Regions from separate parts of the Homo sapiens genome. Here region 1 is linked to region 2. Evidence: chromatin contacts called from ENCODE Hi-C data. All regions are on one chromosome and are shown on one strand. Each heading gives the region's core, a stretch centred on a gene start or an enhancer-like site at or near the end of the contact. The rest is flanking DNA. Distances are from core to core; before and after follow the strand shown. Region 1 has its middle 74 kb from the start of LINC02458. Region 2 has its middle 120 kb from the start of LINC02458.

Region 1 (6,220 bases), core at 764-3,263, 49 kb before region 2:
CTTCTACACACATAGGGATGTTGAGTAGCTTAGTTAATTGGTGTTTGCAATATGCTGGGAGTTAAAAGCCTTTATGAAAATATAAAGAATATTAAAGAAGAACAAAGTGACATATTAAAAGTGATGAAAGATGCAATAGAACCAATAGATTGAGAAACAGAATCTGGAAGAAAATAAAGTTGGTGTAACACTAAATTATAATACTGATTTGAGGCTTTTGAAGAATCCATTCAAAAGAGTATCTCTTTTGACACACAATAGTCAATTTCTGAGTGTTGCAACACCTTCCTTCTTTTCCAAACACATGCTAACTTTAAAAAATGGAAGGTGCTTATATCAATCAAAGTTGAATCTTCCACACTATTCTATGACTTAATGTGACCATTGTAATTGTAACCTTTGATGTTGAGCATCATTCTAATGATACTTATTTTATTTTTATGGCATTTGTTCTAGGTCAAAAGTCAGACACTATTATCCAGGAGAGTTAACTATATAAAAATCTTTAAAGAAATTATTTTAAAAGATACTTTTCCCCTATCTCACAATTCAATTTAATTTAAAAGCCAGTTTGACTATTTTTCTTCTTGTGGTAAGAAAAGCTGACTTGCCCAAAATGATTTTTTTCTTTTTCCTGTTTTATCAATAGATCTAATACCTATTTCTGAGCCATCTGGTTTGACAGCCATAATAGCTGAAATGCTTTTCCTTGCAGTCTTTAGAAATGCCCCCTAGAGGCAAATAAGCATTGGGCAGAATCAGTAAATATCAGTATAAAGGGACATTTTCTGCTTGTTCTTTTTAAGGTGACATGTGGAGGAGTCAGAGCAAGGGGTAGGAACACCCGCTATTTATTTGGCAGATTTATTGAGCCATTTCAGGTCGGACACGCATTTTCAAGGCCCAGGGAAACTTGATCTCATTTATATTGTACAGCAAATAACATAATAGCACATTGGTATTCATCTGTGTGTGTCAATAACCTTGAATAGTTTTAGAAGTCTGCAGAAATCACCCTTCACACTAAAATGCATTTGTTAGTACTGACTTCAGGTTCTTGCTTTTTATTGACTAAAGACATCCTAAAAGATAAGGCTTTTGAGGTGCAATGGGCTGAAGTCTGATAAACAAACACAAAACACTCCACCAAACCAAAAATATAGCTTTGATCAATTTGGGGCATGGGTGCCTTCCTCTAGAGTCATAAAGTAGCTTTTGATGACATGTTATAGTTTACATATTGTTGTAGTTTGTACATTATGTGTTGGCTATGTCTCAATAGTATTTTGCATAAATCTCTTACCATCACGTAAATCAGGCTAAAATCAGAGATTAATCAAATGGGAGACATTTGGGCTTTTTGCTTCCTTGGATTTTGCACAGAAATATTGGGGTCTAGTTGAAAAAATAAAGCTGATTGGCCTTTCCTTCAAAATTCCTCCAGGTGAATGTCAAAGAAGATACTGGAGAGACAAGGGGAAAAATAACAAAAGGAGAGGTTTCTGGCTTGCCATATTTCCCTTGGATAGTGTACAATATTTTGAATTTGTTTTTTAAATCTGCCCCAGTAAAAGCGCCTGCTGAGTTCATGAACAAGATCTTAAGTTAGCCACAAGGAGTCCAGTCATTTCCATTTGTTTTAAACAACAAGCTATAAATAACACAAACAATTACACGATTGTGTTGATTTCCTCCTGAAGTATCCTGGCTGAGGGCCTTGGGCATAATCATTAGGTGGAAAGTAGGAATTTTGTCTGAGCTGCCAGCTGATCCATGGCTTTTTCCAAGATTAGCCAAGGAGGCAGCTTTCAGGAAGCAGGCTTCCCAGTCAGGCACTTGTGGGGTTTCTGAATTATTTATTGTGTAAGAGGGCTCCTGGCTTTGAGCACAGGGCATGTGGTTTTTCAGGCCACAAAGGCTTAAAATAGATACCCATCTCTCTCCCTTCACACTATTTATGTATAACCAAATTATCTACTATGCCGCCCCTCCCCTGACACACATACACATATTTTTTTCCTCCTAGCGGCAAGGGACAGTAACACTTAATTTCTGCTTATTAGAAGTTGCTCTCAGGGTGGTTCCATTCCCCGGGAGAGAGCTTGTGTAATGAACAATGCAGATTCACATTCATAAATTCACTGTGATTCATTTCAGTGCTATTACAAATGGCAGGCTCTCAGAAATTAGCAATGCATTTAAGCACAGCAACAAAACTGGAAGATTGCTTCTGGGCAAGCTGTGTGGCTCCTGATTCTTCTATGTTCCTAAAGTGTGTGCCTTAATGATTCATTAATTACAAGCTTTTATCTGAACCAGTTATCTCATCATTAATTGGTATATACTTTGCCCAGCCAAATTAAGGCAACTGCTGTTTTATCCTGATTCCTTGGATGAAGACTGCATGGTGTGAACCCCGACAGTCTTCTTCCTCTTACTACTATTCAGCCTATACATTTGTCAGGCCAGGTCGTTAATAATGGTAGGCTTCTATCCTCTCAGCATAAAAGATGGTAATTGACCTCTAGGGAATATTTGAGGAAAAATAATTGTATCATGAGACTAAAAGGGAATTATGTCTACTTCTATTTGCTTTGTTCAGAGTAGGTGCTCAACAAATATTTGACATTTGTATGATATTGCTCTCATTTTACTATCAAATTGGAAAATGGTGAGGACTAGCGTGAAAAAAAAAAACAAAAATCTGGGGAAGTTAGTATTTATTTCCTGTTTTTGGACAGAAAGACTTCAATTCATTTGGTATCATTTCAACAACTCAGACCAAGGTAGATGTCTTTGTCCAGAAAGAACACTACCTGTTAGTTCAATTTGGTTCAAAAGTATTGAGTATCTATCAAATGCCATGATAAGCACTGTGGTATCATGTAGAAGTAGAAAGATGTGCCAGGAGTAGAAAGATGATCCATTGAGGATTCCATAGTCTTAAGTAGAGTCAGGCATTAAAATATACCAGGTGTGTTTCTAGAAGTGCTTCCTAGAGTTGCTGAGGCCATAGCTTGACCTTGAGCATGAAGAAAAATTAGCCAGGCAAAAATAGCTTTGGCCATGTGTGTGGTTTGGCCTACTTTTGGACAATATTGAGTTACCAGTGCTTAAGAGTGAAGATTGATTTTTACTTTTAAGTGCTCCATTTTGACAGCTTTCTTGAGCATGCAGATCCAAGAGACAAAGGAGGACGTTAAAGAGAAGTATGCTTACCGACCACTAAACTCATTCTGTTGCAAGGCAGATTTTGTATTATCCCAGTGGAAGAATGCCCATGGTTTAGCACTAACTTTAAGGTCCGACCTGGACCTTATCCCACATGCTTTCTTGGCATTCAGACTTCAGTAGCCTATATCAGGAGTTGGCAAACTTCCTCTATAAACCAGATAGTAAGTAGATTTTGCAGGCTGGAATGACTCTGTTGCAAGTACTCAACACTGCTGTTGTAGTTTGAAAACAGCTAGCTCTCAATATGTAAATGAATTGTGCATGACTTTTTCTGGTAAAACTTTATAAAAACAGAAAGAGTGCTGGATTTGGTTTCTGGGCCATAGTTTGCTGATACTATAGCATTCAATAAATATATCTGGCTATTATCTGAGGTCAAAAAGCATTTCAAAGTAAATGTCAGAACTTCAAATATTAGATATTAAAACCAAGATTCTAAACTATTTTCAAATTCTTCTTATTCAGTTTCCACTTTACATAAAACTACTATGCTAGAGAATGGTGATGAAAAGAAATGAAACTTGGTGGTTTGTCTAAGGACCTTACAATCTCTTAGAAAAGCATATGTTTTATACATAAGGAGATACAGGCCCTCAGAAGTGACTTGCTTTTTGTTAGATAGTAGCCAAACCAGAACTCAATATCATACCTCTGTGAGTTCAGGCCTCTTTCTTCTACCTCAGCACTTTGTTTCATGAGTGAAGATTCTTGGGTCAGAACGGAGTTTATGAAGAAAAGAAGATGTATGATTATTCCAGGTTCTCACACCCTTGAATCTGTGCTTCAGCCACCTGCTAGAAATAACTTAAACAAAGAGGTGGGAGCTGTTTTCTGAACAATGCTCAGTCATGCTGTGACTCATACCAACTTCCCTTGTTGCCTCGAGTTTACAGTTCATCGTATATTTACTTGTATATAGCTGTCTATCTGCCCTCAAAATGAATTTTGTTGTCATTTGGCAAAAGAATCTCATTGTTTCCTCAGATCTTCATAATACTCACAGATAGGAAAACAAAGACTTACCATTGCTAAGGCTGAGGAAATAATTGGGAACATTATTCTATGGTACTTTGATTTGAATTCAAATAATGTAATGCAACTGCCATATCCAAGGTCTTTTTGCAGTCTCCTTCTTATTGCTCTCTCTGCGGCATGTAGTAGGGCTGTTTGCCACTCTATTTTGGGGGGATATTTTTTTGAAACAGTGTCTCGCTCTGTCACCCAGGCTGGAGCGTAGCGGTACAACCACAGCTGACTGCAGCCTTCATCTCCCAGGTTCAATCGATCCTCCCACCTAGGCCTCCTGAGTAGATGAGACTATAGGTGCACACCACCATATCTGGCTAATTTTTGTATTTTTTATAGAGATGGGGTTTTGCCGTGTTGCCCAGGCTGGTCTCAAACTCTTGACCTCAAGTGGTCTGCCTGCCTTGGAATCCCAAAATGTCTTTTTGGGAAATTCTCTTAAGTTCCATGACACAGAACTCTCTTCTCCTGAAATGAAGACATTTCCCAAAGAACAGTCCTGAACCCTCTCTATTCTGAGTTCTTTATCATCTTTCAGCCCTTATCTATTCTCAGGGCTTTAACTCTTACCTTTGCTAATTGAAGATGGAGGAAAAGAGGAGAGAGATAACGTTTATTTGGTACTTAAAATGTGTTGAGAATCTAGAGATAGAAAACACAGCTCCTTCCTTTAAGGATTCACAATGTTGAGGGAACTACTTGAGAGAGACAGAGAGAGAGAGAGAGGATATTGACTCTACAGCTCATAGATGCTAGTAGAGGTGTGTGCACAGGGCACGGGGGCAAAAGGTGAACACCTCTCAGAGCCTCAGGTGTGGAGCAATGGCATGAAGGCTCTCCCGAAGAGGGGTAGTTGTGCTGAATATAGAAATCTGAATAACTTATCAGGATGTAGAGGGATAAGTTTGACTCCCAAGACTGGATTTGCTGCTCTTCAGTATTCACAGACCATGGCAACTTTGATACTAGTTTATGACTGCACATCTTCCTATGGCCTTCCTCCCTAGATCAAAGCTTCTGGAAGGCATCATTGTTCCTCATTGCATTTCTAGCCCCTAAGCTGTGTCTGGCACCTGATAGGGGCTCAGTCATATTTACTGAGGGAGAGAAATGATTATTCCTACTTTATCACCATGAAAATGAGTCTCAGCAATGGAAGACACATTTATTTATGACCATAGAGCTAGTATTGGGAGATGCAGACATTCAAACATTGGCCTAGATGAGTCCTTTGTCTTTTGGTGTCAGTTTACCTAGTTAGGCATCTCAGGTCCTACCTTCACTCCTGAGCTTCGGTCTCATATTGCTAATTCCCTTTTAGACATTCTTCCTGAATGTGCTACCACCCACCACGTGATCAAAACAGAGATACTCATCTTTCCCCTGAATGGAGGTGATTCTTTCTTTCTGCATGATATCAGTAGCTAATTTCCCTTTGTGGTCTCAGACACTAGGGTGTGGGAGTTAATTAAATAAGAATGTAGAAGGCAGGGATCATTTGGCTGTCAGAATTTTAAAAAATTTGGCAAATGGCATCTCCAGTGCCCTCAACTCTGAATAAACCTTATAGAGTAGCACCATCCAATAGACATAAAATATGAGCCAGAGACATAAGCCACGTATTTGATTTTACATTTTCTCAGAACCATATTAAGAAAAGTAACAAGATAAAATATAGAAAAGCAAACTGGTAAAATTAATTTTAATAACACATTTTATTGAACCCAATACATCTAAAATATTATATTTTGACATGAAATAGACAAAACATCCTCATTCAAGGCATATTTTACATTCTTTTCTTCTCCATACTGAGACTTTGAAACTCTGTGTATTTTACACTTCATAGCACATCTCAATTGGGATTAGCCACATTTCAACTGCTCAATAGTTATATGGCTAGTGATTATTTTATTGAATAATGCGGTTCTAGAGAGTCTTTTGCAAAGATTTTATAGGC
Region 2 (6,004 bases), core at 1,475-3,974:
ATTGAAATATGGAGACAAATTTAGCAGGATTTGTATTTTTTCTGCAATACAAATAATACATGTTATTTTAAAAAACAATTAGAAGGTAAAGATAGCAACAAAAAAGTTATAATCTCACCATCTAGATATAACCATTGGTAGGTATACCTACTTCCTCTCTTTCTCTCTCTCTCTCTCTCTCTGTGTGTGTGTGTGTATGTGTGTATGTGTGGGTCTGTGTGTGTCAGTCTGTCTGTCTCTTTATTTACTGGTGATCGTAAACAAATTTGTTCATAAATTATATACTCAAATAAATAGAAAACAACATATTTGGCTTTTACACTGAAATGTAAATTTCAGAGACAGAACATTTCTTATTTTTTTTTGTATTCCAAAGAAATTAGGTGAGTGTGAACAGAAGGTGCAAAAGAATAATAGAATTTTGAAGTTTAATGTTAGAAATTATCTGATTTATTCAATTTATTTTACGTATGGGTAAATGGGTCCAGACATGTGATTTTTTCCTAGAGTCTTATGGCTAATTTTTGGTAGTTGAAATCAGAACAGAGGTCACTCATTACCTGATCCAGGGTTTTAATCTCAAAAACCACTTCTTGAGATTAATTTCTGTAATTCTCCCGATTTTTCTAGAACCTACTATTGAACTGATTATATACACAATACTGTTAAGAACATTGTCATGTTGAGATTTCTTTAGAACTTTTTTTATTGAGATGGAATTCATATAACATACAGTTAAACATCTTAAAGTGTACAATTTAGTAGCATTTAGTGTATTCACAATGTTGTATAACTATAACATTGCTCTAGTTTCAAAACTTTTAAAATAATTTCTGTATCCATTACCTTTTTCCCATTTGCCCCGAGAGTACTGTGCCAGGAGCAATTGCTGCTGCACTTTTTTCTAAATGAGGAAAAAGTAAGTAATCCCTCCATACTCTCCATTCTGTCAATCTTCTGGCAACCAGTAATATGTTTTTTGTCTCTATGAATTTTCCTATTCTGGATATTTCATATATAAGAAATCATACAGAATTTGACCTTTTGCGTCTGGTGTCTTTAACTTAGCATAATATTTTCAAGGTTTATTTGTATTTTAGCTTGTATTTCATTCCTTTTTATGGCTGAATAATATTCCATTGTATAGATATATCATAATTTGTTCATTTGTTGATCTGTTGATGGACATTTTTTCTTTAAAACTTTAACAAACAAAAATCTATGGTTATTCACTCAAAGCTTGCAATTACAAGTTCCATAATTTCCAATTTAATCCCAGATCAGATTAATTATATTCAACATTCCTTTGCCATTTTATCCTTCTTAAGTTGATGGACTCACGTTTTATTGCTGCAATGTTTTTCTGTCACATATGTAATTAATTCCCAGTATTTCCACTTTTAGAATGTTGTTAACATGTAGAATCTTTGTCTGACTTCTTATAAATATCTTTTAATTGACTTTTGACTGTCATCTTCCACTAAGACTAAGATTTGTAAAGTATATTGTTGAGTATTGTAAAGTATATTGCGGTAGGCTGAAAATGGTCCTTCAAAGATGTTCACATTCTAATTCCCTATACTTATAAATCTTACCTTATATGACAAAAGGGACTTTGCAGATGGATTAAATTGAAGATTCTGAGATTGAGAGACTGTCCTGAATCATCTCAGTGGGTCTGATATACTTACAAACTTCATAAGAGAGGGGTAGGAGATCAAAGAAAGTAGCAAGATATGTAAGGACAGACTCAAAGGGTCAGGAGCCAAGAAATGAAGACAGCCTTTAAAGATCGAAGAAGGCAAGAAAATGACTTCTCCCCTGAAGTCTCCAGAAGGAATGTAGCCCTGCTGACACTTGGATTCTAGACTTCTGATCTCTGGGATGTAAGAGAATAAGCTTGTGTTGTTTTAAGCTACTAAGTCTGTGTTAATTTGCAACAGAGCAATACGAAACTAAGATACTCCACTCAAGAGATGCAATTTTAAATGAGTCTAAAGTTAAACATATTTCATAAACATATATATTAATATTTAACATACATATTATTACTGTTGACAATATTCATTAATTTTACAACATATTCCAGCTCAGTATAGTTTCCAAATAAAAATAAAGAGTTAGATTGTTATAAGGAATGGGACTGATAGCAAAACTTTGTCTGCTTTGGCATTGAGTAAAGCTCTTAACATTAGGAAAAGTAATAGTTTTCAAGCATGTTTCAACATTGGGTTCTTTGGATTCCTTAAATACTATGTGGAGGTTCTTCAATAATGATATGCTTTTTAAAAATATTGTGGTTCAAAATGTTCATGTTCAATATCTCCTCTTTCCTGTCCAAATCAACACAGATAAATGTGAAATAAGTGTCTAAATGTTCACACTGGACTCTGCAGGGAGAAACTGTACTGCTTTTGAACTCACAGGTGAGAAGAAAATGATATCACTTATTTTCTTTACAGAATGAAAATACAATAATGCTTATTAAGAAACATTCTTTCAAGGTTAAGAGCTCACTGAATATGAAAACAAAACTCAAACTCTTTTTTTCTTGGAGTTTTTCTAAATTTGCCCTTAAATCCTTGTATTTTTCTTATCTTTTAGCCAACTGGATGGTCATGATTAATGTACCTTTAATCACAGGAGCTTCTTGAAGCTCCTTTTCACTACCTCAGAGGCAGCTGCTCCTCAGTGATGTCATGTTTCCTTCCTGACCTTGGGAGTGCCATTTAGAGGCAACTGTTTCCAGGGACTGAAAGGCTTCTGCATCTCAAGTCATGCTACCAAAATAGTCCATTAGCTGTGCTTTTCAACTTAGTTATGTCATAATGAATAAGTCTCTTCTCCTCTGAACAGTGTTAATGACTTTTCCCTACCTTTGTCAATTTCAGTATAAATGTGTACCCGCCAAAGGCATCAGGAGGGGACTAAGGAAATCCTATAGGAGAACAATGACAGGAAACTGACATAGCCATTAAGATGTCTGGAAAAATTAAGTTAGAAGAAAGTGGGGCTTGGCTTATTGCCATTTTTGGAATAAGGAAAAAACTGTAGGCAGGATGTCTCTAGAAAAGTTAACATAAAACTTAGACTAAGCATGGCTGTGTGTAAATTGAATTAAAATAAAGGATAATAATATATGATAGATAATATGATAAATAGGATAATAATATGATAAAAAATAATATGAGTAATAGTAGAAAATTACTTTTGGTGGGGAAGGGAAAGTAATAAACATTGTAAATTGAGGTTCAGAATTTTTTTTCTTTTTTAAGAACAAAGATTTCCCTGGTCTTGGTAGCAAGTGCTGATGAAATTTCTCATCCCAGAGCTGATTCACTGAATTGAGGAATTAGAGAAAGGAAACATTTGTTTTTCTAAAACATCTGTAAGGAAATATTATGTTAAATATTTATAGGTTTAGAGAGCAGTCTATAATTACAAATCTTAGATAAATAAATGCAGTGTGTTGGAATCTGGTAACTTAGAAAAAATGACCTCATTCAGGAATAGGAATTCCTATAGGAATAGGAAAAAATGACCTCATTCAGGAATAGGAATTCCTCATACAATAGGAAGCAACTTTTACATTTTTGAAAGGAAATTCATCAATGATTATTTTGACCTCATCTCCGTGTATCAGATGCTCCGTGTGTCAAATATAAAGTCAATTAGGGAAATGAGTAACAATGAAAGAAAACTCTCATGAATGACTAGATGAAGCATGTGAGAATACATCATGCTTAAATTTATCCTTGTGCTGTAAAAAAGCACTTTCTTACTTTTGCCTCTTGACTTTGAATTATTTTCTTCCAGATTAGAGGAGATTACATGAATAAAAGTTTAGCCCAGTAAAGAGTAGCTTGATACAGTAAATCATAGAGATTGGTAACTTCATTTATTTTCAGAGTTGGGAGAGACCTTAAAACAAGCTAACAAAATTCTCTCACGTACAGTTAAGAAGCTGGGGCACAGAGCACTTAAATGACTTATCTGGAGTCAGACATCACCAGAATAAGTACCAGGATTATGTACCAGGTTTCCTGATTTCCAAGCTGGTAAATTCCATATAAAACATATTGGATCAATAAACAGTTTTATTAATTAATCTTGGAACACTATAGTCAAAAATATGAGTCAAATGCTCTATTACATATCATCCTCAAGGCTATAGTAAAAAATATGCCTCATGGTAAGTAGGCAATGGCTCCCTCTCCGTATGCGGTAAGAGAAAAAAAGGGCTGTGAGAGACCCATTTTGGGGACATTGCGTGGTCAGTTTGTCAGCTGAGTGAATGCTCCCTATGATCCCTTGCCACTTGGAACCTAAGGGCCTTGGGACAGTCAACTGCATCTACCTGATCCTTTGCTCAGTGGATCTACCACTCTCTAAGCCTTCGTTTAGATTTTTAAACATAAGTAACACAGGTAAATAGAAAAGTCAAAGCTCAGATTAAAGAAAGGTAACCATATAATGTGTTAGGTTCAACTGTTTGCCTGCTGTAAAAGGGCAAAAGCAAAGCCATTTTTCTGATTTCCAGTGAGATCAGGAAAGCCCAAGTTCCTGAGAGCAGCAGAGGAGACTTTATCCCTGAATCTGGAGAAGAAGCATTTCCATACATTGTTTCTCCTAGTCTCAGCCAGGGCTAAGTCTAATAATTGTATATCTAGCAGCACAAGTTTATGCATTTATTTAAAACCATGTATTGGGGGCAATATATTTAATCTTTTTTTAAGTTTCAGATTCATCATCTAAAATAGGTACATTATTGGGACCAGGTTCAACTTTGTTTTGAGGATTAGACAAGCTTGCAGCAAAGCTCCTGGTTCAGTCCCTGGTACATAGGAAGTGCTTAAATATCACTAATGGTGATGTTGTAGAAAAGAGGAAGAGGAGCTCACAAAGTTCTATTCCAGATGCTAAAGGAGCAGTCGTAATCCTTGACCACAATGTAAACTTCCTGAAAGAAACCCTTGTCATGGCAGGATATGCTTTACTAAGTTTTTGTTGTTGTTGTTGTTTTAAAGCAGAAGGTTTTTGGATTATTTAATTTAGAAAACCTTCACACTACACTTGTTGGAGGTGTTCTCTCAATAACTAAAAATAAATAAATATTGATTTTATGAGATAGTGAATCCAGGATAGATTTTATTATTAATAATCAATCCACTTTCCAAAAAGAATTTGAAGTAACTTATAATAAAAGCCATAGGCACCATGGCATCATTAAAACAAAGGTTAAAAAATGAAGTGATTTGGAAAGATGCTTGAACCAGAAAGCCTTGATTAGGGATGGTTACTACAGTGGCACATAAAACTTACTGCAGTAGTTCTTGGTAGTGATAATTCTCTTTATAAATGGAATGAGGCATATCAATTTATATTAGCTAAATTTTCCCTGGATTTTTACTCTGAGGTGAAATTTATCATGTAGATAGTATCCTCAATAGATTTTATTAGCTGAAGCTATTTCTTTTATAAACCTTCATAAAACATGAGGGCTTAGTGTTTAAAATTTACATTGTCTGAAGGCATTCTATAGGAAGCTAAAGTAATCAAAGGTGAAACAGTTTATAAATTTGACTTTCTGATAATTCAGGAAGAGAAACTTAGATTGATTGGTGAGAATATCACATATGCAGTACAGTCCCTGTTTTGTATTTATTGACTAATGTAGATTTTGAACAAATCGAGAGAGCAATTAATATGACAGTCATCATATTTGCCTAAAATATCATTATTCTTATTGTGAGCTAGAGGAGATCCATCTGCGTTAGATAAAATGCTAGACATATATTTGACAAATTTATCTATTTTGTTATAAAAATTAAAGAACCTTGCTTGAGTTATTATTCAAATTAAACGGTGACGTTCACAGGTGGATTGCAGGCAATCAAGTGGGGCAAGCAAGGCAAAGAAGCTTCCCCAAATCCTTTCTGGATCTCAAATGCTCACTCCCTTGAAACCTCAGAGGTCCTTACCATCGAGCAGAAATTCCTAACCA

Evidence for each region. A loop is a pair of places that touch in the nucleus more often than their neighbours do. Pooled maps may share reads with other maps.
Region 1: a loop to region 2 is called in a map of endothelial cell of umbilical vein, with 8 times the contacts of the local background. The contact joins two enhancer-like sites. A Hi-C loop is called at or near these places in 6 of 168 maps with a recorded cell type or tissue (cardiac septum, endothelial cell of umbilical vein, heart left ventricle and 2 more) and 8 of 50 pooled maps.

Annotation. Positions count from the first base shown.
Region 1 is chr12:88,942,349-88,948,568 of GRCh38, reverse strand. No RefSeq gene overlaps it. Among named protein-coding and RNA genes, the nearest start is that of LINC02458, 74 kb to the left of the region's middle. Within about 2 kb of position 2,013, at least 5 of the 41 ENCODE cell types and tissues checked have a DNase peak (open chromatin) inside an H3K27ac peak, as active enhancers do; they include endothelial cell of umbilical vein, where a contact is called at or near this core.
Region 2 is chr12:88,894,736-88,900,739 of GRCh38, reverse strand. No RefSeq gene overlaps it. Among named protein-coding and RNA genes, the nearest start is that of LINC02458, 120 kb to the left of the region's middle. Within about 2 kb of position 2,724, at least 3 of the 41 ENCODE cell types and tissues checked have a DNase peak (open chromatin) inside an H3K27ac peak, as active enhancers do; they include endothelial cell of umbilical vein, where a contact is called at or near this core.